2 separate regions of the Mus musculus genome follow, and region 1 is linked to region 2. Evidence: chromatin loops called from intact Hi-C (ENCODE). Cell type or tissue: heart. All regions are shown on one strand. Links, peaks and the distances in the headings refer to the core of each region. The heading gives the core; the rest is flanking DNA.

Region 1 (8,071 bases), core at 1,053-6,052, 260 kb before region 2:
GGGCGCGTAGAACTCTTCCTAGGACAACGGTGGGGCACTGTTTGTGATGATGCCTGGGACCTACGGGCAGCCATTGTCCTGTGCCGTCAGCTGGGATGTGGCCAGGCTCTCGCAGCCCCGGGAGAGGCCCACTTTGGCCCAGGCCGAGGCCCAATCCTCTTGGACAATGTCAAATGCCGAGGAGATGAGAGCACCTTGCTACTGTGCTCTCATATCCGCTGGGATGTCCACAACTGTGACCACAGCGAGGATGCCAGTGTCTTGTGCCAGCCATTGTGACCCAGATGGCTCTGTACTCCATACCATATCAAAGGAGCCTATGAGGAACTGCCTGTCCTTTCCCAGGATGCCTTCCTATGATAGCTCGGGTTCCTGGTACCCCTTTCTCCCCGTGCATGGGAGAGATGCAGTACCTGCCCGAGTCCTCTTACTGTGTGTCCCGAGACTGTTATCACCTGCGGAAGGCCCAATACAGTGAACATAGCAATGTTTTGCTCAGCCAAATCAGAAAATGTGAGAGAATAACCCACTTCTCTTTGGGGGAACTCATATAGTACCCCCAATCCTTCCCTTCTGCACCCACATCCATGAGGCTTGGGCTGTCTGTAAATGCCTTCAAACCCTTACCGTGACCTCTCTTGGTCTCCTGCTAAAAGTGGGGAGACAAAGGGGTTGGGGTGCTCTTTTCTATAGACTGGCAGGGGACTGCAGAAGAACCAGGCCATCACCTTCCCTGCTGGGTGAGGACCTGGACTCAGATGGTGCTCCGCTGAACAAGGGGGCTGCAGGGGCCAAAACAGGGACCAGAGGAGCCCTTCCTGCAGCTTCTCTGATTTCCACTGCCCCCCCCCCCCCAGCACAGAGCCTCCATTTTGCAGTAACAAAGAACCCTGGAGGCCCATAGCCACTGTCCTTAGGTGCCAAGTCAATAAAGCATTATCTCCCCCAGTCTTTTAACTGAGGTCATTGTTTGAGAACCTGTACCATGGCTACTGGAAAAACTCCAGGAAGGACTTTCTGGAGAAAACTGGCATGGCGATGAAAGGCTGTGGTCCAAGAGCAGCATCATCCAGTTCTCCAGAGCCCATCACGGCCGGGAAATGCTGACTCACCATGGCAAGCCTCAGGCTCCTCAGTGGAGTGTCTGGTCATCCTCCATTGGGCTACACACACACACAAATCTAGATCCAGGAAAGGAGAGGCAGTAGGGCACGATGGTGCATGTTTGTAATGCCGGTGCTCGGGGTGCCGAAGAAGGGCGTTCTGCGGGTGGGGTGGGGTTCCAGGCCAGCCAGAGCTGCAGAGTGAGAGAAGCTGACTGAATAGGCCCAGAAAATAAAATGGCAGAAAAACGGAAAAAAACAAAACAAAACAACCCTCCTCTGGTCAACCTGTGATATTCCCTCTTTAAAGGGATCACAGGAATGAAGATCAGGAGTTCAAAGCTATCCTCAACTACATAACCATTCAAGGCCAGCTTAGACTACTAGATACCTGGGGGTAGGGGTTGCTGGGAGACCCTGCCTGAATTAGTGGTGGCAAAGATCTGTAATTCAGCACGTACATGCTTAAGCAGGTGGATTAGGAGTTTAAAGCAGCCTGAACTTCTAGAAAGGCCACACTACCCTCTCCACTTTCTCTGCCTATGAATTTCTATATTAGTTTTGTTTGCTTTTTGTTTTAGTTTTTCAAGACAGGTTGGTTTTGTTTGTTTGTTTGCTGTATAGCCCCGGCTTTCCTGTAACCCAGTCTATAGACCATGCTAATCTTAAATTCAGAGGTCTGCCTGCCTCTGCCTCCTGAGAGCTGGCATCCATTTTCATGTGTGAGTTGTTATATTTTGTTCTCATTCATTGCTGCCCTCTTTATGCCTTTGCTGTTCTCTGATGCTTCCTTTAGACTCCATTCCTGCTTGCTTGGGTTGGTTTGATTGCTTTGTTTTGCTGTGGTAGGACTGGGGATTAAACCTAGGCTGGTGAGATGGCTCAGTGGTTAAGAGCACAGACTGCTCTTCCAAAGGTCCTAAGTTTAAATCCCAGCAACCACATGGTGGCTCACAACCATCCATAACAACAATCTGATGCCCTCTTCTGGAGTGTCTGAAGACAGCTACAGTGTGCTTACATATAATAAATAAATAAATATTTAAAAACAAAAAAACAAAACCCACCTAGGACCTAAATCATGGAAGGCAAGTACTCGACCACTGAGCCACAGCTACAAACTCCAATTCTGGTTCCCTACCCCCCACCCCCACCCCGCAAAGATTTATTACTGAGTGTGCCTGTGTGTAGTGATGGTGATGATGATGATACAGGGCGTCCAGTTCTATCACACGCAGATCCCCTGGGTGCAGGCTTTCTCCTCAAATGCTGAGTTAGGCTAAAGGATAGCAAGCTCCGGAAGTCATCCAGTCTCTGCCCTCCGTAGTACCAGAGTTATAGGCATTCCTGGCCACTCAGGTTTTACTCCTGGGTGCTGGAATCCCCACTTGGGTCCCCAACTTTGTACAATGATTGCTCTTACCCACTGAAACACCTCTGCATCTGTGTATAAATGTTTTCATACATGGCTGAATGTTGCCCACGTGTATACCCTGTGTTCACCACAGTCACAAAGCGTTGGAGCCCCTGGTAGTGGAGTTATGATGGTTGTAAACCACACCACGTGGGTGCTGGGAACTGAGCTCAGGGGCTCTGCAAGAGCAAGTGCCCTAACTGCTGGGCCAGCTCTCTAGGCCCCTCTTACTTTAAAAAAAAAAAAGGCTAATGCATGCATGTTTGAGTACATGTGTGGTACATGTCACAGGAATTCTTTCCTTCCATGCGGGTACCAGATTCTTGATACCTGCTGAGCCATCACGCCAGCTTGGCCCCTCATCATCTATACCATCGTCCGGACCCTATGTCCTGGTCTCTACGTTCCTGAGGATGACTTTAAGTTCTGGTGAGTTTTTCGAAGTGCAGCAGGCTAGCCTCCCTTGTGTATTTGTTGTCACACCTGCCTGACAACTCGAATGGGAGCCAAACCTTGAGGATTGATGGATTAGCAAAAAGAGAAGAGGGGAAAAAAAAAAAAAAAAAAAAAACGAGGCAACTGGGATTGACTTCCTGTAAGGTCAAACTCCAAACTTCCAGGGTCTTCCCACTCAGGCACTGCTCCGGGAAGTGTTCTTAACCACTGTGCAAACGGAGGAAACAAAAGATCAGTGAAAGGTCCAGGGTTTTTCTGGGTCATCAAAACAAAACAAAACCAACAGAGTCCAGGTGTTGGGATTCCCACTGGAGCCCCGTAAGCCTCGACGGCCGGGGCGGACAGGGTAGGACGTGACGTAGCCCTGCCCTTCCGGGCCCCAATAACTCACGCCTTCCTGCTGAGTCACCGCAGGAGCTCAGAGGAGAGCCCGCCCTGGGTCGGAACTGAAGCCACGCCTCTATCTTACTGAAGGATTTTGATTGGGTAGCTTTGAAACTGGTTCAGCCAGTCGCAGCAAACGGAAGGTTGCTGGTTAGGTGGGGCAGGGGCGGGGCCACGCTCTTCGAGACCTTTCCATGCCTCGGGGCGGGTCTTTTTTTTTTTTTTGTGCAGAGTTCTAGGTTTGGTCTGACAAAGGAATTGAGTCCCCGGTACAGCCCATACAAGGGAAGGAAGGTCAACCATTCCCAAGACACTGTAGTTTAGGCGACATTTTCAGTCCCCGCGGACCTTTGCGGATTACAAAGAGTATTTACCAACAACAACCTCTGCGCCACAAGGCTGCTTCTCTCCTCACCACCCCACCCCCTCACCCCTTTTAAAAATGCTTTAGTCAAGGTCTCATGCAGTTCAGGGTGGCTTGCCAAAGGTGACTTTGAGTTTTTTTAATTTTATTTCTTCCTCTGCCCACCCAACTGGGGTTACAGGTGCGTGCCACCCCTGCTCATTTATGCAATTCTGAGGAACCCAGGACTTCACTTACGCTAGGCAAACGCTCGACCAACTGAGCTATATCCTAAAGCTACTGATATTTTCATAAAAGACCATTTGGTTGGTTTTGTTTTTTTCGAAACAGTTTTTCTGTATGACGCTGGCTGCCCTGGATGGAACTCAGTCTGTAGACCAGGCAGGCCTCAAACTCAAAGACCTGCTTGCTGAGATGAAAGGCATGCGACGCTTTCACAGAGGACATTTAACCCACAAAGGACTGTTGAAATTGTAAAACCGGTTCACAATAAAACCAGAATTGGAATAGGGTGTGGTGGCACTATGGGGTAAAAAACATCTAAAATAAATCAAGATTAAGGAGGCTGGTGTGTAACTCAGCTGGTAGAGCTCTGTCCAAGCATTCAGAAAGTCCAAGGTTCAGTCCCCAACTCAGTTTGGGTCAGCGAAAGGGTTCCACAGGTAAAGGTGAGGCCATGTGGCCACACACACACACAATTAAAATGTCTTTTTTTTTTTTTAAATCAGCAACTACAAAAAGAAAATAGATTTCTAAAAAGGGAAGAAAACAAACCTCAGTGTGGTGGCTGTCACATGCCTAAAGTCCCAGGGGTGGAGACAGATGGTCACCCTCAATTATACAGCTAATCCAAGGCCAGCCTATGCTACATAAGACATGGTCTCAAAAACAAACCAATTAAAGAATTGGAAAAGGTTCCCCACCTCTGGCAAACATGAACAATAAACTGAGGGGTGTTGTGGTTGTGGTTTTGTTTTGAAACAAGACAATGTAGCCTATGCTGCCCTGAAATGTGTTGTGTAGCCAGAAATGAACGCAGACTTCTGAACTCCCTTGCCTCAGAGACAGGATCTCACACTTCAGTCCAGGCTGACCTCAAGCAGTTTCCACCCCCATCATCTTCCCAGTGGCTGGTTTTATAGATGTGAGCTACCTCAGGTGGGTTAGACTGAGGATTTTAACACAGCCTGCTGTACCACAGCAAATTCTATGTGTAGCATCACCCTGACCGAGTGTCTGTCGTCTTAAGATTGGCCCTGCCAGCCAGGCATGGTGGCACATGCCTTTAATCCCAGCACTTGGTAGGCAGAGGCAGGCAGATTTCTGAATTCGAGGCCAGCCTGGTCTACAGAGTGAGTTCCAGGACAGCCAGAGCTATACAGAGAAACCCTGTCTCGAGAAAAAAAAAAAAAAAGAAACAAAAAAAAAAAAAAAAGATTGGCCCTGCCAGACCAGAGCAAGTTTGACATAACTCAATCTGGGCAGATGGAGAAACATGCAGAGAGCCAGGATTGACCTGCCCCACTGTGAGCTACAGAGCAATAGGGACTTGAGTCTTTTGCACTGTCATTGGCTTCCTTTTCGCTGGATAGGAAGGCCTGATGAAGAAGCTGTAGTCAACGAGGCACCTGCTGTCTGCCACCATAGTCAATTTTCTGTCTCAAGATCCCTGCATGAGTTAGACAAGTCTGGGTCCCTGCGAGGTTAGCAGCAGTCAGCTCAGGGAACCCTTTTCATGGGATAGATAGCTTATTCCATCCACGTGGCCATTCACTTGGAAAGTCAAAGTTGCCTCTACCTTAAAAAAACCAGGTCCAGGCTTGGTGGTGCACGCCTTTACTCCCAGCATTCAAGAGGCAGAGGCAGGTGAATTTCTTAGTTCGAGGCCAGCCTGTTCTACAGTGTGAGCTCCAGGACAGCCAGGGCTACACAGAGAAACCCTGTCTCAAAAACAAAACAAAACAAAACAAAAACAGTGCCTTGGGCCAGTGATGAAGCTCACAGGTAAAAGTAATTGCTTGAAACAGCCTGACAACCTGACTTCAATTCTCCAAATTACCTAAAAGTAGGCAAGAACTGGCCTTTTTAGAAAGTTATCCTCTAAGTTCTTCATGCACACGTTTGCACGCACTCACACTCGCATCCATGCATACACTAAAATCAAATGGGAAATACCAGTACTTTGGAGGCAGAGGCAAGTGGATCACTATTGAGTTCCAAGCCACAGCTACATAGTGAAGCCCTTTCTGGGGGAGTGGGGGGAGGGAGGACCAGAAAACCTGGCCTGGGATGTAGCCCAGTTGGTAAAGTGCTTGCCTAGCATGCATGAGGCCCTGAGTTTGATTCCTAGCCCTGCATAAACTGTGTGTGGTAGCAGACACCTGTAATCAGAGCATGTAGCAGGTAGACTCAGGAGGATTCTCCTATAGAGCAAGTTCAAGGCTAACCTGGGCTTCATAAGACCCTGTCTCAAATAAACAAAATAAAGCCCTAGGAAGATGAATTCCTCATGTCTGCTAGGTAACTTTCTGTTACCAAGAGAAAACAAGATTAATTACTTTTTTTTTTTTTTTTTTTTTTTTTTTTGGTTTTTTCGAGACAGGGTTTCTCTGTATAGCCCTGGCTGTCCTGGAGCTCACTTTGTAGACCAGGCTGGCCTCGAACTCAGAAATCCGCCTGCCTCTGCCTCCTGAGTGCTGGGATTAAAGGCGTGCGCCACCACGCCCGGCTTAATTACTATTTTCTATTTCTTATTGTTCTGTGTATGTGTGTATAATGTTCATGTATGGATGCAAGCATGCCTGGGCCACCACACACGAGTAGAGCCATCTGAGAGGAAAATTTGTGGGAGTCAACACTCTCCCACCATGCGAATGCTAGGGAATCCAACTGATATCCTCCAGATTGGCACCAGGTACCTTCACCTGCTGGGCCACCGTGCCAGCCCCCGTTGTTAGAAATTTCAGAAATTGAGCATCCATGGAGCTGTCTGCCCAATCAAACTGCCTTGCTCATTCCCCCCCTTAATTTTGTTCATAATTTTGCATTGTAATGCAAGATGACCACAATTTCCTGATCCCCCTTCTGCCATCTCCTGAGGACTAGCTACACCTTGAGACCCTGTCTTGAAAAAAACCCAAAAAACAAAGCCAAAACTCTTCACCGTCTTTGTCTTTTTTTTTTTTTTGGTAGCTTTAATATATATATATTTTTTTTTTTTTCTTTTTTCTGGGCGTGGTGGTGCATGCCTTTAATCCCAGAACTTGGGAGGCAGAGGCAGGTAGATTTCTGAGTTCGAGGCCAGCCTGGTCTACAGAGTGAGTTTCAGGACAGCCAGGGCTACACAGAGAAAACCTGTCTCAAAAAACCAACCAACCAAATATATATATTATGTAATTTTATTTATATGTGTGTGCCTAAGTATATATATGTGTACTGTGTGCATGCAGGAGCCCTTGGGGGTCAGAAGACGTGTTGTATCCTCTGGAAATGGAACTGGAGTTACAGATGCTTGTGAACTACCTACGACAGGTGCTGGGACTCAAAACCAGGTCCTCTACAAGAGCAGTAATCACTCTTAAAGTTAGAACCATCTCTTTAGCTCTGCCCATCCCCCACATTTTTAAAGAATTCACTTTTTTGTTTGTTTGTTTGTTTGTTTGTTTTGAGACAGGTTTTCTTTGTGTAGCCCTGGCTGTCCTGGACTTACTCTGTAGACCAGGCTGGCCTCAAACTCAGAAATCTGCCTGCCTCTGCCTCCCAAGTGCTGGGATTAAAGGCCTGTGCCACCACTGCCCAGCTAAGAATTCACTTTTCTTAATTTATTTTTATTTATGTGCCTTGGTATTTTGCCTGCAAGTATGTCTGTATGAGGGTATCAGATCTGAAGGTAAGAAATCGTTGTGGCTGGGCAGTGGTGGTTCACGCCTTTAATCCCAATGCTTAGGAGGCAGAGGCAGGTGGATTTCTGAGCTCAAGGCCAGACTGGTCTACAGAGTGAGTTCCAGGACAGCCAGGGCTACACAGAGAAACCCTGTCACAAAAAAAAAAAAAAAAAAAAAAAAATCACCACCACCAACAACAACAAAAAGAGGTCATTGTGAGCTGCCACATATGTGTTGGGAATTGAACCCAAGTCCTCTGAAAGAGCAGTAAGTGCTCTTAACCACTGAGCCATCTCTCCAGCCTCCCCTAGCCTTTGGCCTTTAGAGGACTCTCATGTGTCCTTAGACTTTCTATGTAACTGAAGATGACCTTGAGTCCTCCTACTTCTACTACCTGGTACTTCCGTGGCAGGTTTGTACCACCATGCCCTGCTCCTGGCCCGACTTTTCTTGCAGATCATACAGA
Region 2 (8,071 bases), core at 1,706-6,705:
AGCTGCAGGGGATCTGATGCCTTCACACACACACACACACACACACACACACACACACACTCAAACACACACACCACACCACACACACCAAACACACACACAGACATACCACACCACACACACAGACATACCACACCACACACACACCAAACACCCACACATATACACAGACATACCACACACACACACACACACACACACACACACACACACACACAAAATTCTTAATACAAAAAAGTAAAAATAGGCCGGGCGGTGGTGGCGCACACCTTTGATCCCAGCACTTGGGAGGCAGAGGCAGGTGGATTTCTGAGTTGGAGGCCAGCCTGGTCTACAGAGTGAGTTCCAGGACAGCCAGGGCTATACAGAGAAACCCTGTCTCGAAAAACCAAAAAAAAAGTAAAAATAACTGGGCAGTGGTAGTGCATGACTTTATCCCAGCACTTGGGAGGCAGAGGCAGAGCCAGGCAAATCCCTAAGTTTGAAGCCTGTCTGGTCTACAGAACAAGTTCCAGGACAGCCAGGGCTATACAGAGAAACCCTGTCTTGAAAAACAAAAACCAAAAAATAAAAATAAAAATCCATAGCTAATGTACCTCAGAATGACAATCTTCATAAAAACTGACTTAACGCTTCTTCTTCGGGAAAACACCAAGTGGCGGATGACGTCGGTGCAGCGGGAGGGCCCGGAGGACCCGGGGACCCAGGATTAGGAGGCCGCGGCGGCGGCGGCAGCTTCCAGCTTCCGCGCGGAGGATTCGGCCAAAGCCATGGCCATGGTTGAGGCCGCGGGGCTCGTGGAAGTAAAGCTGAAGACAAGGAGTGGATCCTCGTCACCAAGCTGGGCCGCCTGGCTAAGGACATGAAGATCAAGTCCTTGGAGGAGATCTACCTGTTCTCCCTGCCCATTAAGGAGTCTGAGATCATCGACTTCTTCCTGGGTGCGTCCCTAAAGGATGAGGTTCTGAAAATCATGCCAGTGCAGAAGCAGACTCTAGGCTGGCCAGCGGACCAGGTTCAAGGCTTTCGTTGCTATTGGGGACTACAATGGTCACGTTGGTCTTGGTGTTAAGTGCTCCAAGGAGGTTGCCATCATCTTGGCCAAGCTTTCCATCATCCCTGTGCAGAGAGGCTACTGGGGAAACAAGATTGGCAAGCCCCACACTGTTCCATGAAAGGTGACAGGCCGCTGTGGCTCTGTGCTGGTACATTTCATCCCTGCCCCCAGAGGCACTGGCATTGTCTCTGCTCCTGTGCCCAAGAAACTCCTGATGGTGGCCAGTATAGATGACTGCTACACTTCAGCCAGAGGCTGCACTGCCACCCTGGGCAACTTTGCTAAGGCCACCTTTGATGCCATCTCCCAAGACTTACAGCTACCTGACCCCCGACCTCTGGAAAGAGACTGTCTTCACCAAGTCTCCTTATCAGGAATTCACGGATCATCTTGTGAAAACCCACACGAGAGTCTCTGTTCAGAGGACCCAGGCTCCAGCTGTGGCTACTACATAAGGATTTTGTACAAGAAAAATAAAAGAATTAAGTCTCCTTAAAAAAAAAATTGACTTAACTGGACATCTGGGCTCACTGAGACACAGGACGAAGATGGGCAATACTCTTGGGAGGATGATGCAATGCAAGGTTCATTCACTCTCATCTATTCGCGTAGTTATACCAGTGGAGTGCTTATCACTGGCACTCTTCCAAGCACTGGCTTCTCCTCACAGAAATAACTCGACTCACCTTCCATTCCAACTACACTGCCACAGTGGTAGAAGGTACTTCATTTCATTTTCTGAGACACTGGCACGCTATGTAGCCCAGGATAGCCTCAGACTTGAGTCCTCCTACTTCAGCCAAGGACTAGGATTACAGATATGAGCTGCATGCCTGGCTAGGCTACTTTTGTTGCTGGCTACTTTGTAGAACATAAACAAAGAAGAAAAATATTTACTCAAGAGATACGGAGGGTAGTTCCAAACTCTTGAGCAAGGGGGTGGCGCAGGGGAGGGGGGGGTTGTTGCTCAAAAGTAGAGAAGGCACCACCACACATGAATCCCTGCTTTCATAGCCAACCAAATAGCTCCCAGCAAACACAAACACAAAATTTCTTTTTTGTTTTTTTGTTATGGACACAGGGTTTCTCTGTGTAACAGCCCAGGCTGTCCTGGAACTTGATTTGTAGACCAGGCTGGCAGAACTCACAGAGAGCACCTGCTTCTGTCTCTGGCTACACAAAACTTTTTAAGCAAAGCAGTCAAGGAGTAGGAAAAAGGCAGAGTTCAAATGAGGCCTGGTGATGCACACCTGTAAGCCCAGCGCTGGATAGGCAGAGCCAGGAGGATCAGTTCAAGGACAGCCTTGGCTACAGAGCAAGTTTAAGACTAGCCTGAGCCTGACCCTATCTCAATAAATAAATAGCAAAAAAAAAAAAAAAAAGGGGGGGGGGGCTGGAGAGATGGCTCAGCGGTTAAGAGCACTGACTGTCCTTCCGAAGGTCCTGAGTTCAATTCCCAGCAACCACATTGTGGCTCACAACCATCCGTAATGGCTTCTGATGCCGTCCTCTGGTAAACATGAAGATAGTATATTCATACATATAAAATAAATAAATAAATAAATATTTTTTTAAAAAAAATTAGAAAAAAAAACCAAGTCTTCAAGATCAGTCCAGCAGGGGCTAAAGATTTGGCTCAGTGGCTAAGAGCATGCGCTGCTCCTGCAGAGGGCAGGGTTTAGTTCTCAGCACCAATATGCTAGGTTATCTGTAACTCCTGTTCCAAGGGATCTGATACCCTCTTCTGGCTCCACCAGAACCAGGCACACATTGTGGTGCACATACATGCATGCAGGTAAAACACTGATACACATAAAAATAAAAAGAGATATTTAAATCTATGATTGGGGGGGGGGGTTGTCAATCTAGCAATAGTACCATGGACAGATCTTGGGAAGTGGGTGGGGAGAAGCAGAGAATTAGGAATCCCTGGCCAGCCTAGAACTAGGCAAAATCCTGACTCAGAGAAAGAAAAGTGGGCATCTGGGCAGCTCAGAGAGAGGTGGCACTTGCTTGTGCAAGCCCAACAATGTGAGCTCAATCCCTGGGATAAATGGAGGGGGTAGCAGGAGAGACCTGACTCCACCAAGCTGTCCTCTCACCTCCATACCGGGGCTATGGCTCACACTCACACACACACATACACCATATAAACACATACACACACACACTAATAACAAATAAAAATACTTTAAAAAATGTTTAAGGCCCACTTGGGGACTGGCACAACAGCTGCTGTCAGACCATGCAATTATAGAATCAACTTTGAAGACCAAAACCAGACAAAGATTTAATAGCAGCTGCAGACCCAGAATAAAAGGGAAAAGGGAAGGTAGCATTTTTCCTCGAGAGCTCTGAGGACCAGCAACAGAAAAATGGCAGGGTCACTCACTTCATGTTGGTGACAGGGTGTGGCTGCTGAAGTACTATATGATCTTCAGATCATATTGTATAGGTTTATTTGTCTTTATGGTACTGGGGATGGAACCCCAGGCCCTTCCACACAGTAGGCAAGTGCTACAGTACTGAGGTCCCAGTCTCCAAAAATATTTTTTATAGACCAGTGAGAAAAGATTCTTGCTGCCAAGACTGAAGACCTGAGTTCAATCCCCAGGACCTACATAATGGAGAACCAACTTCACAAAGTTGTCCTTTGACGTCCACACACGTCATGGCAGATGAAAACACACATACTCTCTCTCTGAATGAAGAAAGGAAGGGAGGAAGAAAAGAAGGAAAGAAGGGAGGGAGGGAGGGAGGGAGGGAGGGAGGTGAAATGCCAGTGAGCAAGCCCATAACAGGCACTGTCTTCTATTTAGCCACATGCCCAGGCTTCAGATCACATTATATAAGGGACCCCCCACTGACCTAAGTGAGTTCGTGGTTTTATAAACAGTCATTGAACCCTTAAACAAAGCCAACACACTACCTGCTTCACCAGACCACAAACCCAGGCCAGAAACCTGAGATGCTTGGAATGAGTACTTCCCTCAGCGCCACCCCAGAGGAGCCTGACCCAATTGGCTAATGTAATCTGTGTATCCCGGGGCCTTCGTCTGTTTGCTGTGTTGAAAACCGACCCTGGGTGACCCTCAACCATTGCATCTGTGTGCCGGGAAGGTTACCAAGAGTTTTTATGTATCTACCCGGTCCAGTGAACCTTTATACAGACCCAGTACACAATACACACTGTGAAGATCAAAGCCACACAAGTTCCTGTTGTTATGAACATGACCTGTCCCGGGGAGGGATGATGTGGAGAGTGAACTCTGAGAAGGGGTTAGGCAGGTGAGGGCTACAGACACTGGTGACCAGGGTACATAAAGTCAAATGACTCAATACCACCTGTAACTTTCACTCACAAGAAAATGACGTAGGTTCCACCTTGGAAGGCACACCTTGTCTATTATTCTTCCTGTTATACAATCAGGCAAACAAGAGCCAATCTTCCAGATTATTGCTCTACCGCAGGCTATCACCTGTCCACTCACGGAACAGATCATTGCTAAGGCACCAGAGTCTGGAGTAATGTCTAATTATCCTTTATACTTTAAAAGCCTTCCTTTCTTCTTTTTCCTTCCTTCCTTCCTTCCCTTCTTCCTTCCTTTCCTCCCTCCCTCCCTCCTTTTACGAGACAGGCTCTTACCTAGCCCAGGGTAGCTTCCAACACACTGTTTCCCAGGATAGTCTTGAAATCCTGATCTGCCTACCTCCACCTCCTGAATCTTGAAGTATACACAGGTACCACTCTGCCTACTTTATGCAGTACTGGGGATGGAACCCAGGGCTTCCTGTGTGGTAGGTAAGCAGTCTACCAACCGAGCTACATCCCCAGTCAGAAACTGCTTAGCTTCTGAAAAGCACAGGGAATTCTCTTATCTATATCATACATAGATTGGAAGGTCTCAGCCCCCAGAATGCCAACTGAAAGACTGACCTCCACCTAAGACATATCTTAAAACCAAAGTAAGTGGGCTGGAGAGATGGCTCTGTGGTTAAGAGCACTGATTGCTCTTCCAGAGATTCTGAGTTCAATTCCCAGCAACCACCTTGTAACAGTGACAGTGTACTCATATACATAAAATAAATAAAAATTTTTTTTTAAAAATTGAAATAAGTGGGCAAGCAAGATGGCTTAGTGAATAAAGGAGATTGCTGTCAATAATGTATGACAATAGTCAATCAGAAAAATAAAACACCGGGTTATCTAGTAGTATGCATAATTTTTGTGTTTTCATGTTCAGAATGCATGAAACTTAAACCTAAAAAGGTGGGATGATGGGGGCTGCAGAGAAGGCTCAACCATGAAGGGAACTTGCTGTTCTTCTAGAGGCCCAAGCTTGGTTCCTAGAACCCATGCCAGGAAGCTCACGACCACCTGAATACTAGCTCTAGAACTAATGCCTTCCTCAGGCCTCCTAGCACTTGATAGGCTAAAGTCAGAGGAGTGTTGAGTTCAAAGCCATCCTTGATTACAGCACAGAAGACTCTGTAACAAAAACATCTAAGAAGGAAGTGAGAAGGCCCAATGGGTAAAGGCATTTGCCACCATAATTGACGGCCTAAATGTGATCCCTGGGTCCCACATGGTGGCAGGAGACTGATTCTCCAAGTTGTCCTCTGACTTCCACATATGTACCATGGTGTAGGCGCCCACCCCATAAATAAGTGTAATTTTTAAAAATTTAATCAAAGAAACAGGAGGTAAGGAGATAACCTGGTTGATAAAGTGTGTCAATTTCCAAAACTTAGCATTAAAAAAAAAAGCTAGACTATCCCTGTGTACACACACACACATTCATAAAACCTGTTCAGGTAGGGCCCACCATGCAACCCCGGCCTCCCGCCACCCATATCTTAGGTATCCCGGAGGTGGTGTGCACCAGGATTCTTTGATGGGCTTAGGATCCCTACTGACTCATCAAGATTCAAAGGGCACCAGCTACCAAGAGCCTGGCACAGTTCCCTGCCTCCCAAGACAGCGCCTCTTGCATGCTCCATTGCTCATGTTCCCTTCCAGGTGGTTACCAAATGAATACTCAGCACCACACAGCACCTCACACCTATCACCTCAGGAGAAACTTGGCTTACTCCTCCATATATATTTAGTTTTCTGTTTGCTTCCCTCCCCAGCCAGGTTCTCAAGGGGCTGAACCCAAACCCACACAGACCCACCCACCCTGAGGGCCTCTGAAGTGTCATTCCACAGGGACCTAAGCCTGCCAAGAACAGCAAGAATCAACAGCAACCTTCTACCTGGGCATGGCGGTGAACATCTGGAAGCCCATCACTCTTTTTTTTTTTTTAATTTATTTACATTTCAAATGTTATCCCCTTACCCAGTTCCCCCACTCAGAGAAACCCCCTATCCCATCTCCCCTCCCCCTGCTTCTACTAGGGTATTCCTCCACCCACCCACCCACCCATTGTCGCCTCCCAGCCCTCCATTCCCCTACATTGGGGCATCTATCAAGCCTTCACAGGACCAAGGACCTCTCCTCCCACTGATACATGACAAGGCCATCCTCTGCTACATATGCAGCTGGAGCCATGTGTACTCTTTAGTTGGTGGCTTAGTCCCTGGGAGCTTGGTTGGTTGATATTGTTTTTTTTTTTTTTTTTTTTTTAAAGATTTATTTATTTATTTATTATATGTAAATACATTGTAGCTGTCTTCAGACTCTCCAGAAGAGGGGGTCAGATCTTGTTACGGATGGTTGTGAGCCACCATGTGGTTGCTGGGATTTGAACTCTGGACCTTCGGAAGAGCAGTCGGGTGCTCTAACCCACTGAGCCATCTCACCAGACCCGGTTGGTTGATATTGTTGTTCCATCATTCTTAAGATGACTGGGGCAGGAGGGCTGCTACTTAGAGGCAAGACCTTGGTTAAAATAAAGAAGAGGAGAGGGGAGGGGAGAAGAGAGAGAGAGAGAGAGAGAGAGAGAAAGAGAGAGAGAGGAAGAAGAGGAGGAAGAGGAGGAGGAGGAAGAGGGGAGAGGGAGGGAGGGAGGGAGGAAGGAAGGAAGAAGCCCTAACCTATGGAAGATGGAGGCAGAAGGACAAGGAGTTCAAGGCCATCTGCAGCTACATAGTGAGCTGAGTTCATGGTCACTTTGAGCTGCATAGCAAGCACCCGAGGTAATCTGGGAGATGGATGGAACAGGGTTTCTTCCTCCAGCCTTACTGATGAAGAAATCAGAGCCCAGCCTGTACCTATGGTTTGCCTTAGCAGATAAGCTGCCTTTAACCCAGTGCTTCTACTCCAGCATTTCTGTCAGGTGACAAACAACAGCAGTGTACCCTGTAAACCCAACACATGGGAGGCTGAGGCAGGAGGATTGCTACAAGTTTGGAGTCAGTCGGGGCTACTTAGCAAGACCTTGTCACAGCAAGACCTTGTCACAGAACAAACAACAAGGGGTTAAAAACAAAACAAGCAAACACATAAGTAAACAAACAAACAAAAAACTCAATGAAAAGGTATTTTCTGTCTCTAAGATACAAATTATCTATTTCTTTTACAAAGAAACAAACATTATACAATATGTAGTAAGACATACAAGATGGTGTGTACTCTGTTGTGCTTTGTGATATTGTACCCTTTTGGTTTTCTTCTTCTTCTTCTTTTTTTTTTTTTAGACAGGGTTTCTCTGTATAGCCCTGGCAGTCCTGGAACTCACTTTGTAGACCAGGCTGGCCTTGAACTCAGAAATCGAGAGGAGTTCTTGAGTGGGTTGGTAAAGTGTCGAGCACATGGTAAACCGGAAAAGAAAAAACAGAGCCACATAGGTGTGTGTGTGAAGGAATATGCTCAATATACAATAGATACCAGTATGAAAATCAATAAAGAAGAAAAAAAACTAGGGAAAGTTACATCTCACTGAGCTGAGGCCCACCGGCCTGGCCTGGTGTGTCAAGTGCTTACATGCCAGGCCTCTAGAATGACAAAGAGAATGACAACTGGGTAAGCTCTCACAAAGAGAGGTCATCCCTTAGATCTAGATTCTATATGA

Evidence for each region. Hi-C counts contacts between places; a loop is a spot of excess contacts. Peaks named below come from ENCODE experiments on the same cell type or tissue, not always from the same donor. Only the 100,000 strongest peaks of a DNase experiment are listed, where the experiment ranks them.
Region 1: it touches region 2 in a loop (2.6-fold over the local background); 1 of 42 quality-filtered maps calls a loop at or near these places.

What each region holds. Positions count from the first base shown.
Region 1 is chr5:135,953,100-135,961,170 of GRCm38, reverse strand. Ssc4d (scavenger receptor cysteine rich family, 4 domains) reads left to right here. Exons shown (of 11, transcript NM_001160366.1): 11 at 1-948. The coding sequence ends at 279. Among named protein-coding and RNA genes, the nearest start is that of Ssc4d, 17 kb to the left of the region's middle. In heart, for the core only: no CTCF peak of the experiment used is centred there; DNase peaks (open chromatin) are centred at 1,120 and 3,410; H3K4me3 peaks cover 1,190 bases; H3K27ac peaks cover 2,295 bases.
Region 2 is chr5:135,691,604-135,699,674 of GRCm38, reverse strand. The region is part of intron 1 of Por (P450 (cytochrome) oxidoreductase); the gene reads right to left. It also overlaps the pseudogene Gm16061. Among named protein-coding and RNA genes, the nearest start is that of Por, 6.5 kb to the right of the region's middle. In heart, for the core only: no CTCF peak of the experiment used is centred there; a DNase peak (open chromatin) is centred at 4,114.